Regions from separate parts of the Homo sapiens genome. Here region 1 is linked to region 2. A link is a loop called in an ENCODE intact Hi-C map of the cell type or tissue named here. Cell type or tissue: left lung. All regions are shown on one strand.

Region 1 (8,000 bases), 390 kb after region 2:
TATTCCTAGTAGTGGTATTGCTGGATCATGTAGTAGGTAATTTTTTGGGAAACCTCCATACTGTTTTGCAGCGTTGCCTCACCATTTCACATTCTCAACAGTGTAAAAGGATTCCGGTTTCTCTATATCCTTATCAATGCTCATCTATTTTTTTGTAATAGCCATCCTAACAGGTAGGAGGTGATATATCACTATTGTTTTGATTTGCATTTCTCTGATTATTAGTAATGTTGAGAACCTTTTCAATATATTTTCAAAATATTGTATTTTATTTCTGAGCTCTCTATTCTGTTTCATTCATCTATGTGTCTATTTTTATGCCAGTTCCATACTGTCTTAATTACTGTAGATTTGTTATACATTTTGAAATCAGTAAGTGTGATGCCTCCAGCTTTGTTCTTCATTCTCAGGTCACTTTGACTATTCTGGGTGTTTTGTGCTAAGCTCCTGGCTTGACTTCATGGACCATCCAATATATGCAACCCCATAATTAACACATTTTCTAGTTTCCCTATCTAAAGCTTTAGACATCTTGGGGCTTTGCTGATCCTGGAGAGACTGACCCTCCCTGGGCTTGCCAGTTCTTAGAGATACTACAGGATTCTCCTGCAAGTGTGCCTTTCATATGCAAACCAACCAACCTGGAGCCCACACCCCGCCACTTTCTCTGTTGGCTCTCATTCTCTGGGCCACTATCCATCTGCCCTACTCACCGAAAGGCCAAATATCAAAAGTAAGAACAATCCCTCTGCCCCAGAGCCCACTGAAATTATTCCAGCTAGCCAGTCCTAAACCTGCTTGCCCTGCTAGTTCTAGTTCACAGTTGCTCTCGACATTTACTCCAGTTCTTTGCCTCCTTGACTGCAATTGGAACCACCTGGAGGTGGGGCGAGGCTTTAAAAAAACACTCACACTCACCCTCAACTCTAGACTTACTAAATCAGAGTCTCTGGTGATGGATCAGAGCTCAAGTTTTTAAGGAGAACCTCAATTGATGTTTATGTGCAGCAAGTATTAAGAATCACTGGTTTAGTCTTATAACATCTAAAGGAGGCCTCCTACTAGACTCTTTACTTTAGACAAGCTCTGGTCTTTGACTTTTGGCCTCTTCATAAATGCCTTCCAAACTGAAGGTCACATTCCCTTGGTTGGCAAATGCTATTAGAAAAAAAACAGCTTCAATACTCCACTTAACTCTTTGGGCGTTCACCTTCCCTTGGAATTTGGTCTTTAAGATCATTCATGACAAATTAGTCAATTTTTAATATTGCTTTTGAAAATATTAAACATTTTTGAATCCAGAATTTTCCTTTTTTTTTGAGATGGAGTCTCGCTCTGTCGCCCAGGCTGGAGTGCAGTGGCACAATCTCGGCTCACTGCAAGCTCTGCCTCCCAGGTTCACACCATTCTCCTGCCTCAGTCTCCTGAGGAGCTGGGACTACAGGTGCCCGCCACCACACCCGGCTAATTTTTTTGTATTTCTAGTAGAGAGAGACAGGGTTTCCCCCTGTTAGCCAGGATGGTCTTGATCTCCTGACCTCGTGATCCGCCCGCCTCGGCCTCCCAAAGTGCTGGGATTACAGGAGTGAGCCACCGCACCTGGCCCAGAATTTTACATTTTTAACACAAGTCTTTGTCTGAATAGAGTATTCAGATTAGTCTACCACACTCCCCAAATCCTCAGCCTAAGTTATTGCCAAAACTCATGTCTGCTCATTCTGCCACTTGCTTCTGTTCTCAAATCCATTTAGCAGTGCAGCCATGGTAGACAGTCCCAGCATGCTGCTATGTCCTCTGTAGAGAGTCTTTCTCCTTTTCTCACTCAGATGTTTCTCCAAGCTGTGAAAGGGTGTCTATTTTGCCCAAGGGCAGCTTGTGAATTCAAAATAGTTAAAGTCCCTGGGGATAAGACTCAACCAATGGAAACTGTGGGTTGTTGGATAAATAGTCCACATCAAGGGTCCCAAACCCCCAGAGCATGGTCTGTTAGAAACTGGGCCACACAGGAGGTGAGTAGGGAGAGAGCACTAAGGCCTGAGACCTGCCTCCTGTCAGATCAGCAGCAGCATTAGATTCTCATAGGAGCTTGTACACTGTTATGCACTGCACATTCCACCTTCTATGTCCATGTATGCAGATTTTTTAGCTTCCACTTATGAGTAAGAATGTGGTATTTGACTTTCGGTTTCTGAGTTGTTTCACCTAAGATAATGAACTCCAGTTCCATCCATGTTGCTGTAAAAGACATGGTTCATTCTTTTTTTAAACCAGTAATATCTTTAGCTCTCTCTCTTTCTCTCTCTCTCTTCTGTGTGTGTGTGTGCATGTGTGAACACATTTAAAATATCAAAAGTTCTTCACTAACAAAAGACCCCAGAACTCAAGAATTCCCACTAAGAGAAAAATGCTTAAAATATTCTTGGTTTCTAAGGCTTTGCTTATGTGACTACTGTAGATTTCCTGTTTTTCTTGTGTGCCTAGGAAACTAAAGCCACCTGGGAACGGTATCAAGAAGAAAGCCTGTGAAGCCTTCTAAGATGGGAAAGACAAAAGAAAGCTGGCAGGATTGTGCTTGCTAAGGTGTGACTGTGCAGTATCTGTGGCTTTTTCTGACCTCCTCCCACCCCTGCACCCAACACCCATCCTCAAACTCACATCGGATGATTCAGGCATGGCTCTGCTAACACTTTATTAAAAGCATGGATTAATTTTACTTCCAAGTTTATTTTTACTGCACCATCCCATTTGTGGAAACAACTAGCTTACTCAGCTTTTTTTTCCTTTTATAAAGGAAAGAACAGAAAAGTAAAAGGAGGAAAGAAAACAAGAGGTGAGTGAGGCAACTGAAAACTGTTCTTGGACCTGCGGTGCTATAGAGCAGGTATGTTCACTTTCTTTTAAATGCAACTTAGTTCCTAACTCAAGACTTGGTTTCTGATTCAGAGTGGTAACTGAGGAATGGGCAGGAAGGGCAGGGTGCCTGCTGCCTGGCCTGCAGGAGTCTGTGGCTGGCTTTAGTTCTGGGGAAGCTCAGCTTCTCCACTTGAACCAGTGACAGCCGGGCACGCCGCGTCCCCCTGGATGTGCTGTTCCCTGATCATCAACTCAGGACAGCAGTGAGTGGCCTGGAATGAGCCCTGGTGGGCGCCTGCCTGGCTATCTCTCTCAGGTCCTGCGGCAAGCCCCAGAATGCAGAGAACAAGGAGCTTCCAGGCAATTATACCGGAAGGGAGAGTTTCTTGTCTATCTTTCTAGTGGTCACACTTAGGAAAGCTTCAGAATAAGAGCTCTATAAATCTCTATGTAGAAATAAACTTAGGCCCCACATCACTGGTCTTTATTACTTAAAAATAATTATATAGTCCAAACTCTGTGTGTGCGTGTGTGTGTGTGTGTGTGTATGTGTGTGTGGGGAGGGGGTGGGGGAGGAGGGGGGTGTTAGTTTCCCATAGGAACATCAGAGTCTCTTGTAGCTCTTGCTAAACAGATGGATACTTAGGCCTGGGAATCTGGGTTTGAACAATCCTCTCAGTTGATTCTTTAAAAAAAAAAAAGATGAAGAATAGACACTATGTTTAAAATAAAAAAGATTTTTTTAAAAACCACCATGTCCCATGGTGGTTTGCTGCACCTATCAATCCGTCATCTAGGTTTTAAGCCCCGCATGCATTAGGTATTTGTCCTAATGCTCTCCCTCCCCTTGCCCTCCACCCACTGACAGGCCCCAGTGTGTGAGTTTCCCACCCCCACCCCCAGCGCCAACCCCCCGCCGCCCGTGTCCACATGTTCTCATTGTTCAACTCCCACTTACCAGTTAGAACACGCAGTTTTTGGTTTTCTGTTCCTGTGTTAGTTTGCTGAGAATGGGATCTAATTAAAGAGCTTCTGCACAGCAAAAGAAACTATCATCAGAGTGATCAGGTGATTCTTATGTACATCAGAGTGTGAAAACCAGTCCTGAATAGGATTGAACAGCTGTATTTCATTTAGTAGAAGTTAAAAGGTCTGTGGTTCCCACACAGCTAAGAAACCAGAGACCTGGTTTATATAAAGTTGTTTGCAGGAGCAGCCACATCTTCCTAGAGCTGCCTTTATTGTTCACTTTAAAGAAGGGACTGTACAGTTGCAGTCACTGTAATGTGATGAACACGTTACACATCACATTACAATGCATTTCACTGTGGAAATCAGGACCTCGTGTTTGATCTCCATTTTCCTTACTCCCCTCAGTGAAGAATCAGACAAGAGCAGGTTGTACAGCAACAGCGTGCTTGAACTTTACAGTTTTGCTTCCGTGAAAAATTTATTTGTAGTTTTTGTTTCTTAGTAACTTATAGTTTGTATATTTTGTTGAAATATATAATCTAATGGACCAATTGTTATTGTAATTATTGTAGTAACCTCCATTTAATTCAACATTTACTGAAATCCTATTGTGTGGTGCATGCTATGCAAAGATATAAACTTATAATGTCTCGTTTTATTATCAAAACACCCTCCAGGTTGGATGTATGATTTAACTCACAGACCCCTATAATTAACAGGCTCAGCTAGCTTGACCTCCTTGGTCAAGGCCACATAAGTAGTGAATGATAGAGCTGGTATTTTTGGTGGCATTAGATGCATCTTGAGTGTCTGACATATCAATTCTAAACTGAGTATTTGAGGCATTTGAAGACAATATTATGTTTACATTTTTCTAATTATAAGGAAATACAGGTATCATAGAAAACCATTTTAATATAATGGCAATAAAAATGTGCCAGGAGACCTACAGAATAATTGTACTTTCAATACTAAATTTATGGAATTAAACTTCACCTCTAAAAATATTACAATTAAATCCCATATGCCTTTCACCTCGATTCACCCAAAAGTGACATTGACTTTATCTCTCAAAAAGAAATCTCTCTAACTTATCTATTAATATGTATGTACATAATTTCTCTCTCTCTCTAGATATCTATAATTTATCTCCATAAATAATATGCAATATTATATGTATTGTTATTCTTATTCTTTTTCTTATTCTTGTCTGTGGGAGTAAATTGCAGAGAACCTGACCCTTCTAGGCTACGTATTTCAGCCTGTACTTGAATTCTTTAGATTCTGGACATTCTCCTGCTTCCCTTTTGGAAAGATAGCCTGTATTCTCTAGAGTTTTCTCATCCCATAGTGGATCCTTTCCCTTCTCCCTTCTATTCCCATCACTCTTCCAAACCTGTAGATAAAAGACAAACATATAAGGTCACACTGATGCATTAGAGAACAAGTTTCAGTATATGATGATCATTAAAAAGTTACTGCAGGTTGTCGATCAAAAACCTTATAGCATAACCACTGTCTTTGAGGTAGGTTATTTTGACAGATAAGTGGTTGCAGTAGCATAACACAGAGGAATAGGTTGCCCGATTATCCAGGCTTTTGTCTTTTACTCTCTTTTTTGTTGGTAAAATATACATAATAAAATTACTATTTTACTAATTAAGAAAATACTTCGGTGACATTAGTTGTGCAGCTATCTCCAGAACTTCATCATTGTAAACTGAGACTCTCTACCTTTAAACAATGATTCTGCATTCCCTCCTCCCCCAGCCCATGGTAGCTACACTTCTACTTTCTGTCTCAATGTATCTGATTATTCTAGTACCTCATACAATATTTGTTCTTTTGCGCCTGGCATATTTCACTTGGCATAATGTCTTCAAGGTGATCCATGTTGTAGCATGTGTCATAATTTCCTACATTTTTATGGCTGAATAATAGCTGATTGTAGGTATATACAACATTTTGTTCATCTATTCATCTGTTTAGAGTCATTTGAGCTGTTTTCATCTTTTGGCTATTGTGCATAATGCTGCCATAAACATTGATGTACAAATATCTGTGTGAGTCCCTGCCTTTAATTTTTTGGAGTGTATATGTAGAAGTAGAATAGCTTGATCAAATGTTAATTGTATGTTTGGTTTTCCAAGGGACCATCATACTGTTTTCATAGTGACAGTACCAGTTTGCATTCCATGAACAGTGCACACAGGTTCCAAATCCTCAACATCCTAGCTAACACCTGTTTTCAGTTTTGAAGTTTTGGGCTTTTTAAAAAAAATAACAGTCCTAATGGGTGGGTCTAACATGTACCTCATTGTAGTTTTGATTTTCATTTACCTAGTGATTAATGATGTTGAGCATGTTTTCATGTGCTTATTGGCCATTTCTTCTTTGGATAAACGTCTAGTCTACTCTATCCATTTTTGAATTTTTATTTTTGGCTATTGTTGCTATTGAGTTTTAGGAGTTCTTTATGTGTTCTATCAGAAACATGATTTGCAAATATTTTCTCCCTTTCCATAGATTGCCTTTTTACTCTGTTGATAGTGTTCTTTGATGCACAAAAGTTTTTAATTATGATGAAGTGTGGTGTATCTAATTTTTTTCACTTGTTTCCAGTGGTTTTGATATCATACACAAGAAATCATTGTGTATGACATACCAGAAATCCAAGGTAGGCAGAACAGAAACCAGAACAGGTAGCTCCCAGTCAGGTTAGTGTGTTACAAATAAGGTCTTCTTTGCTCCCTCCACTTCAAGGGAGAGAACTGGGAAGTGAAAAACCACCTCCTCCAAACTAAGACTATGTCACTGAGTGGAGTGGGCAGAACTGGCAAACAAAATGCCATGAAATCGCCTACCATTTTGAATATGCCTTTTAAAAATATTGGACATTTGCCTGGTTGCTATAGACTTATGACTGTTTTCCAGAGCTCCTATAAGATCATTTTAGCCATTTTTTTAAAGTTGTTTTGTGATGTCTCCAAGGAGAGAAAGACTTAGAACTTCCTAGCCTGCTATTTTAATCAATTGTCCAGGTTTGTAAGCCGGGTTCTATGATTTCTGCATTCATCCTTTGTAAGACTCGTGATATCATTTGTGTATTTGTGGCTATAATAATCTACAACTTGCAGATTTTTGTGTCAGTGGGGTTGGATACTTAAGGCATGCATCACAGGACTTGGAGTATTAGTGGGCCCCCTATTATGGTAACAATTACTTGGATTTTAATAGTACTACTGAAGTAAAACTTTAAAGAAGATAATGTTCCATGTTTCATCACTTAATATCATTACAGACTTGGGAGAGTGATAAAAGAAGCCTTGTGCAGTCAGCTAATGCTAGATTACATGTTGTCCAGTAGAAACACAGAAGTCTCATTAGTCCTATGTTGATGGGTGCTTGGGAAACACTGAGACAGAGAATGACAATGTAACGTTATTTCTACTGGGAGGCTCTTCTAGGTTGGCAGTTGCCATGGAATCTGGACCCAAAATGTTGGCCCCCGTTTGCCTGGTGGAAAATAACAATGAGCAGCTATTGGTGAACCAGCAAGCTATACAGATTCTTGAAAAGATTTCTCAGCCAGTGGTGGTGGTGGCCATTGTAGGACTGTACCGTACAGGGAAATCCTACTTGATGAACCATCTGGCAGGACAGAATCATGGTAAGTGGTATCCTGGGACACAGGCCAGTTGCTTGATTCCAGCTATATCTCAGCTTCTTGATTCTCTACCCCAGAGCACATGAAGGTAGACTCCAATTCCTTTCAATAAACCAACCTTCTCATTCCAATTCTTACCACCAAACCACTACCTTACGATAATCCATTCTCATATTTTTTCCCTCATTCCCATTAAGGAAACTCTACATTACTAGTGCCCAGAATCCTACCTTCCCTTGTGTATTCAAGTCCTGGGCTCCTGTAATTGTGTCTCCTTTGTCTTATAACATATTTTGCTTTCCTCATGTAATATTCCCATCAACATACAAAGATGTTTTAATCTATGTAATCTTGAAAACGCTTCCTGAATTCCACATCCCATGTGGCCACCAACTTCTGTTTTGTTTTTGTGTTTGTTTTAGTTTTTAATCACTTTTCAATGCAAAAAAAGATCTCAATTTCCCTTTTTGAGTTTTTTCCTTCTCGTGTCTTTCTTCAACCCACTCTT
Region 2 (8,000 bases):
AAGCCATGCTCTGAACATCATTTTAGGTAAGATGTACTAAGAGTTTCACAAGTAAGTTCCTTGTATGACATACAGGAAAGACTCAACAAATGGTTTTAAAGCTACTCAGTAAGGGGTTCCATAATTATTGCTAACATTATTGAGTACTGAGTATGTCCTAGGTACTGTTCTAAGTGCTTTACATAATGAACTCATTATTACTGTATGTTTACAAAAATATGTAGTAGTTCTATTACATAGTTAGAACTATGAGGTACAGAGGTACGGAGAGGTTAAGATCACACAACTTTTCACATCTGCTCAAGTTTATGAAAGCTAGTAACATTTAAACCCAAACAGGTTCAACTCAGGATCTGAACCCAGACAGTCTGACTCCAGAATCCATACTCAGAACTATTATATAATTTTATACTGTGTTTTATATAATAAGACCTTCTAAAAATATTACTAGAATGCTGCCTCTTAAAAGTATATTATAAATTTAGGATAAGCCTACTAATACCAAGCAAGCTAAGGCTGTAGTAGAAAAATAGGAATTAAAATTATCACATAGCATACAATTTTTTAGTTCTTTAGATTCTAAAATTGAGTTTTATACTATCTCCCAAAAGTATTGAATTAGCTTTGAGTTCATTGTTAACAAGCTGGTAGAAATAAAAAAATGATTGACAGCATTTTTGCAGAGAATTTTCTAATGGAATATTAATGTAATTTTAATTCAATCTGGGAAGATAACGATAATGGTTATTAAATAGACCATTGTTCTCATTCTATTCTAAATAATGGGACCAAGAAAAATACCTTTTTTAGTGTCATATTTTGTCTTTGAAACTCCAGTGAAGTAAATCACATGAAAATTCTCCAGAGGTTAAAAAGCTTGCTGGAATAGCATTATAATTACCCACCTGAACATGATGCCATTCTAGAGACAACAGTTGTACAACTACCAAGTTCTAGCATGATAGGTTGAAATATCTATCTTAACAAATGCTCTTGTCTATCTCTAACACAATGTTTAAAGCTTAATTCATTCAGTAGAGACCACAAACACAAAGGATGATTTATACATAAAAAAGTGAGTTTGATGTGCTGTAGATAATTTAGACACAAAATCCAACTTTAAATTATTTAGATAATTGAGGTTGAAATGCACTTTCAGGTTTAATTTTCTTTAAAATTTGTTTCTAGACTGGCCTCTTCTCTCATTGTTCTTCCTGCTTCCTCTTCCCTCCCAATTCTATGCCACACCCATTCTAATTTTTCAAATAGTCTATGTTCTCTCTCATTTCAGTAGTTTCATGTGTGATCTTTCCTATGCCCAAATGCTCTTTCTATACCAATGTTTCTCAATGTTTTTTTTTATTATTGCCCACCTAAGGAGACCTTCTTAGAAATTCTTTCCTAGTCATCTTCCCTCCCCTCAATTAAATATTAAGAGGAATACAATTTTGTCACATAGGATTGAGCTTTGGATGGTGACAAAACAGTGTGATAGCTAAGATTTATCTTGTCTGCCAAGCACCCATTTTCTTCTCCTGGGGGAGATCATGCCCTTGTTGAGAGTGCATGTTCTCTACTCAGTCCAATTCCTGGTCCCCACCACCCTTCCTTGCACTTGGCTAACTCCTATTCCACTTGCCAAGTGCAGTTCTCAAATTCGACTTCATTCCCTCCCAAAAGCCTTCTTTGGTTCTACGAGTCAGGGTCAGGTGCTTCTCCTATGTGCTTCTATTAAATGCAGTACAGCAAGTCATCACTTAAAAGTGTCATATAGGTTCTTGGAAACTGCAGCTTTAAGCAAAATGATATACAGCATGACCAATTTTACCATAGGCTAATTGAGATAAATAAGAGTTCAGTTTCTACAGCATATTTCTGGTCACAAAATCACTACTATACTTCTAAATAAAGAATGAAACACTTCTAATATGAAACATTGAAATAAATGTGAGCTATACATACATTTATTTTAAGGAACTGGCTTATGTGTTTGTGAGGGCTGGCAAATCTGAAATCTGCAGAGCAGGTTGGAGACTCAGGGAAGAACGGATGCTGCAACTGGAGTCAGAAGAACTCCCTCTTCCTTGAGGACCTCAGTCTTTTCCTCTTAAGGTTTTCCACTGAATGAGGCCCACCCATATTATGGATGGTAATTGGCTTTACTGAAAGCCTACTGATTTAAACGTTAATCTCATCTAAAATACACCTTCACAGCAATACCTAGACTGATGTTTGGCAAATATCTGGGTACCAGGGCATAGCCAAGGTGACACCATCACAGTGTCCAACATATAGTTATGCCTAGCACATAGTTTCAAATAATTATCTGATGAATGAATTTTTTTAAAAAAACCTCACTCACATTACAGGGTGAACTTATGGTGTCAGTTAGCTCTATCAGTCAGCTAAAGTTCGTTTATGCTTCAGTGATAAATGACCCCAAAGTCTTGGTGGCCTAAAATCATAAAGGTTTTCTTGTTCATACTACATATCCACTGAGGTTCAGCTGCTGCCCTGGTCTGTGTCACTGTCATTCTGAGACATAGGCTGATGAAACAGCCTTCACCTGGAACACTGCCTGTTTCATGGCAGAGGGAAGAGGCTCTTAAAAGGTTCTGTTAGGATGTGCACACATCACTTCTTTTCATATTTTATTGGGCAGAGCAATTTCACAGCTAAGCTTCACATCAGTGGGGCAAGGAAATGTAACTGTCCAGCAGGGAACAGCAGCAAATAATTGTGAAAAACATGGTGGAAATGAAGTCTGGAGGTATAATGAGATACGTGGTTGCTATGGGTTGGACCATGCCCCCCTTAGTTTCATATGTTGAAGTCCTAACTCCCAGTTCCTCCGGATGTAATCTTATGTGGATATAGGGTTACTGCAGATGTAATTAGTTAAGATGAGGTCATTAGCGTGAACCCTAATCCAATATGACTGGTGGTCTTATAAAAAGGTGAGATCTGGACATATACATAGACCCTGTGTGAAGATGAAGGCACAGACTAAGGTGATGCTCCTACCAGCCAAGGAATGCAGAGATTTCCAGGCAATCACCAGATGATAGTGGGGGTGGGGTATAGAACAATCTTATTCACAGCTCTCAGAAGGAACTGGCCATGCTGATACTTATCTCAGACTTTTAGCCTCCCAAACAATGAGGGAATAAACTGCTGTTATTTAGTAAGCCACCTAGTTTGTAGTACTTTGTTAAGGCAACCTGAGGGAACTAACACACTGGTGAAAGTTTACAAGACACTATACAATGTTCGGAGTCACCAAGATTCTGCAGTAGATGCAAATGCTCACTGTCTAAGTAAGAACTACTTCCCAGAGCAGATCCAGTATCAGGTAATTAAAATCAACCTAGAATCCTACGGGGAATCAGGGCATGAGTCCCAGGCAAGTAAGGGAATGTCTATAAGGCTTGTATAACTTCTGGATCAGCTAACCCTGTGATATGACTTTGGCTACCAGGGTGATTAAAGGCCTATACTTCCATGTTATTAACGCAAAACTGCTAGTGAAATCAAAGGTAGCATCTTTTAACCTTACTTATGCTCACTTGAGGCTAATTTCTAGAACAATGAAGTTCTAGAAATTCACCACCAGGTGGCAAGCTTGACAAAGATAAGGAAAAGATTAAGTCTTTAAAAAAGTTTGGACAGATCGAAAAAAACTAATACTGTATGTTGAACCCATGATCTTAAGACCCTAGTCCATCAAAGTTTCAATTGTATATATTTTTAGGACTCTTCCCATAAGATCTGAGGCAGGTGAGATGGGACAGGTACAGAAAAAGTCTTCCTAAATGATGGGCTGAAGCTGGGAGAATTGAGGCTGTGGATATCTGTGTAGTATGGGCTGTGAATCAAGTCTTCATCCAGAGAAGTCAAGGTCACAGCCAAAAAGTTTAATATTAGTAACAATAATAATAACTGCAAGAAAAGGCCAGAAATAGGAAATGCAAAGCTCATGGATGGAGAGGTGAAAACAGAACCAGGCTTGGGAAACAGATGGATACCACACTTCGGGACCAGGAAAGAGCAGAAGTGGGCACCCTTTTCATGGGGGGCCTGGATGCTGGAGGGCCCAAATGTTACTGTCTTTTAGATCTATGAAGTGGGGATTTGTAGTTGCAATCATGTGTCATTTAAAAATATTTTTAATTGTCTCTTAACAAAGTACTGTATCTTAAGTATTTTATGAATTTTCTGAGTCATAAAAATTTCACTTTTAATTACAACGTATGTTTTTGGTTGTTTTTGTGCCATATTTTACTCATTCATTCCCCTGTTGCTGGGCATGTTATTTCAGTGTCTTGTTGTCTTGCAATGCATTTTGGTGTCTCTCTCTTTTTTTTTTTTTTTTTTTTTTTTGAGACAGAGTCTTGCTGTTGGCCAGGCCGTAGTGCAGTGGCATGATCTCGGCTCACTGCAACCTCTGCCTCTTGGGTTCAAGCGATTCCCCTGCCTCAGCCTGGGACTGAGAGATGAAGCCAGGTGGACTTCCTGGGTCGAGTGGGGACTTGGAGAACTTTTCTGTCTAGCTAGAGGATTATAAATGCACCAATCAGCGCTCTGTGTCTAGCTAAAGGATTGTAAATGCACCAATCAGCATTCAGTAAAAATGCACCAATCAGCGCTCTGGGTCTTGCTAAAGGATTGTAAACGCACCAAATCAGCACTCTGTGTCTAGCTAAAGGATTGTAAACACACCAATTAGCACTCTGTAAAATGGACCAATCAGCACTCTGTAAAATGGACCAATCGGTGCTCTGTAAAATGGACCAATCAGCAGGATGTGGGCAGGGCCAAATAAGGGAATAAAGGCCGGCCACGTGAGCCAGCAGGGGCAACCTGTCCGGGTCCCCTTCCGTGGTGTGGAAGCTTTGTTCTTTTCACACTTCATAATAAATCTTGCTGCTGCTCACTCTTTGGGTCCGCACCACCTTTAAGAGCTGTAACATTAACCCGAGGGTCTGTGGCTTCATTCTTGAAGTCAGCGAGACCACGAACCCACTGGAAGGAAGAAACTCTGGACACATCTGAAGGAACAAACTCCAGACACACCATCTTTAAGAGCTGTAACACTCACCACAAGGGTCTGTGGCTTCATTCTTGAAGCGAGCGAGACCAAGAACCCACAGGAAGGAATAAATTCCGGACACAGGACTACCGGCACGTGCCACCATGCCTGGCTAATTTTTTGTATTTTTAGGAGAGACTGGGTTTCACCACGTTAGCCAGGATGGTCTTGATCTCCTGACCTCGTGATCTGCCCACCTTGGCCTCCCAAAGTGCTGGGATTACAGGCATGAGCCACAGCGCCCAGCCCCACATTTCAGTGTTTCTACTGTGCATTTTAATTATATGGTCTCTGCTCTTTTCCCCTGCATTTTAAAGTTTCACGTGGAAGGTGAGTGCTGTATTGTAACAAAACTAATTATCACAAGAAGGATAATATCCTCAATATTATAGTCATCTGGTTCTATCAAACTAAACACATTTAACTTTTGATTTACTTTTATTGAAGCTTTACATTATATATACAACACAGAGTCATGTGCTGCATAAACACGTTTTGGTCAATGACAGATTGCATATATGACGGTAGTCCCATAAGACTATATGGAGCAGGCCGAGCATGGTGGCTCATGCCTGTAGTCTCAGCACTTTGGGAGGCTGGGGTGGGTGGACCACCTGAGGTCAGGAGTTCAAGACCATCCTGGCCAACATGGTAAAACCCCGTCTCTACTAAAAATACAAAAATGAGCTAAGCGTGGTGGCAAGTGCCTGTAGTCCCAGCTACTCAGGAAGCAGTGGCAGGAGAATCGTCTGACCCAGGAGGTGGAGGTTGCAGTGAGCCGGGATCATGCCACTGCATTCCAGCCTGGGTGACAGAGCGAGACTCCATCTCAAGAAAAAAAAAAGAGTATATGGAGGTAAAAATTTCTACTTGCAGCCAGGTGCAGTGGCTCACGCCTGTAATCCCAGCACTTTGGGAGGCTGAGGCAGGCGGATCACAAGGTCAGGAGTTCGAGACCAGCCTGGCCAATATGGTGAAACCCTGTCTCTAATAAAAATACAAAAATTAGCCGGGTGTGGTGGCATGCGCCTGTAGTCCCAGCTACTCCGGAGGCTGAGGCAGGAGAATTGCTTGCACCCGGGAGGCAGAGGTTGCAGTAAGCCGAGATCACGCCACTGCACCCCAGCCTGGGTAACAGAGGTAGACTCCATCTCAAAAAAAAAAAACAGTTCCTACTTGCCTAGTGGAGCCATTGTAGCTGTTGTAACATTGTGGCATGATGCATTAGTCACGTGTTTGTGGTGATGCTGGTATAAACCTATTGCAGTGCCAGTCATATAAAAGTCTAGAACATACAATTATGTACAGTACATAGTACTTGATATGATAACAAGCAACTATGTTACTGGTTTATGTATTTACTATACCATACCTTTTATTGTTATTTTAGAGTGTACCCTTACTTATTAAAAAAAAGTTGACTATAAAACAGCCTCAGGCATGTCCTTCAGGACATTCTGGAAGAAGACATTGTTATCATAGCAGATGACAGCTCCATGCATGTTATTGTCCCTGAAGACCTTCCAGTGGGACAAGACGTGGAGGTAGAACACAGTGATACTGATGATCCAGTTCATCGGTAGGTCTAGGCTAACGTATGTGTCTTAGTTTTTAACACAAAAAAGTAAAAAAAGAAAATTACTAAAAATAGAAAAAATTTATAGAATGACATAAAATATTTTTAAATATTTTGTATAGTTTGTGTGTTAAGTGTTATAGAAGAGTCAAAGATTAAACATTTAAAAAGTTTATAAGGTAAAAAGTTACAGTAGGTGAATTGTCTTCAATTTATTATTGAAGAAGAAAGGTTCTGTTCTGTTTTGTTTTTTTGAGACGGAGTCTCACTTCGTTGCCCAGGCTAGAGAGCAGTGGCACGATCTCGGCTTACCACAACCTCTGCCTCCCGGGTTCAAGCGATTCTCCTGCCTCAGCTTCCTGAGTAGCTGGGACTACAGGCACGTGCCACCATGCCCAGCTAAATTTTGTATTTAAAAAAAAATTGATTTTTATTTTTTTGAGACGACGTTTCGCTCTTGTTGCCCAGGTTGGAATGCAACGGCGCAATCTTGGCTCATTGCAACCTCCACCTCCCGGGTTCAAGTGATTCTCCTGTCTCAGCTTCCCGAGTAGCTGGGATTACAGGCACCTGCCACTATGCCCAGCTAATTTTTGTATTTTTAATAGAGATGGGGTTTCACCATGTTGGCCAGGCTGGTCTCGAACTCCTGACCTCAGGCGATCTGCCCTACTCGGCCTCCCAAAGTGCTGGGATTATAGGCGTGAGCCACTGTGCCCTTCCTTTATTTTTGTACTTTTAGTAGAGACGAGGTTTCACCATGTTGGCCAGGCTGGTTTTGAACTCCTGACCTCAGGTGATCCACCTGCCTCAGCCTCCCAAAGTGCTGGCATTATAGGCGTGAGCCACTGCACTTGGCAGAAAAAAGTTTTAATAAATTTAGTATAGCATAAGTATACAATGTTCATAAAGTCTATAGTAGTGTACAGTAATGTCCTAGGCCTTCACATTCACTCTACTCACTCACTGACCCACCCAGAGCAATCCTGCAAGCTCTATTCATGGAAAGTGCTCTACACAGGTGTACCATTTTCTTATCTCACTGCATTTTTACTGTACCTTTTCTATGTTTAGATATGCAAATACCATTATGTTACAGTTGCCTGTAGTATTAAGTACAGTAACATGCTGTATAGATTTGTAGCCTAGGAGCAATAGTCTATGCCATATAGCCTAGGTGTGTAGCAGGCTATATACCATCTAGGTTTGTGTAAGTGCACTCTATGATCACAGAATGTATCCCAGTTTTTAAGTGAAGCATAACTCTATTGTATATAGATATGTATGTATATAATATATACACATATGTATATATGTATATAATATACACATGTA

Evidence for each region. Peaks named below come from ENCODE experiments on the same cell type or tissue, not always from the same donor. Only the 100,000 strongest peaks of a DNase experiment are listed, where the experiment ranks them.
Region 1: it touches region 2 in a loop (2.9-fold over the local background); 16 of 110 quality-filtered maps call a loop at or near these places.

What each region holds. Positions count from the first base shown.
Region 1 is chr1:89,361,247-89,369,246 of GRCh38, forward strand. It overlaps GBP6 (guanylate binding protein family member 6), which reads left to right and starts at 2,813. Exons shown (of 11, transcript NM_198460.3): 1 at 2,813-2,881; 2 at 7,283-7,495. The coding sequence starts at 7,306. In left lung, no CTCF peak of the experiment used is centred here; no DNase peak of the experiment used is centred here; H3K27ac peaks cover 1,064 bases.
Region 2 is chr1:88,970,114-88,978,113 of GRCh38, forward strand. The region is part of intron 2 of KYAT3 (kynurenine aminotransferase 3); the gene reads right to left. Among named protein-coding and RNA genes, the nearest start is that of KYAT3, 19 kb to the right of the region's middle. In left lung, a CTCF peak has its summit at 3,586 (motif pointing right); no DNase peak of the experiment used is centred here.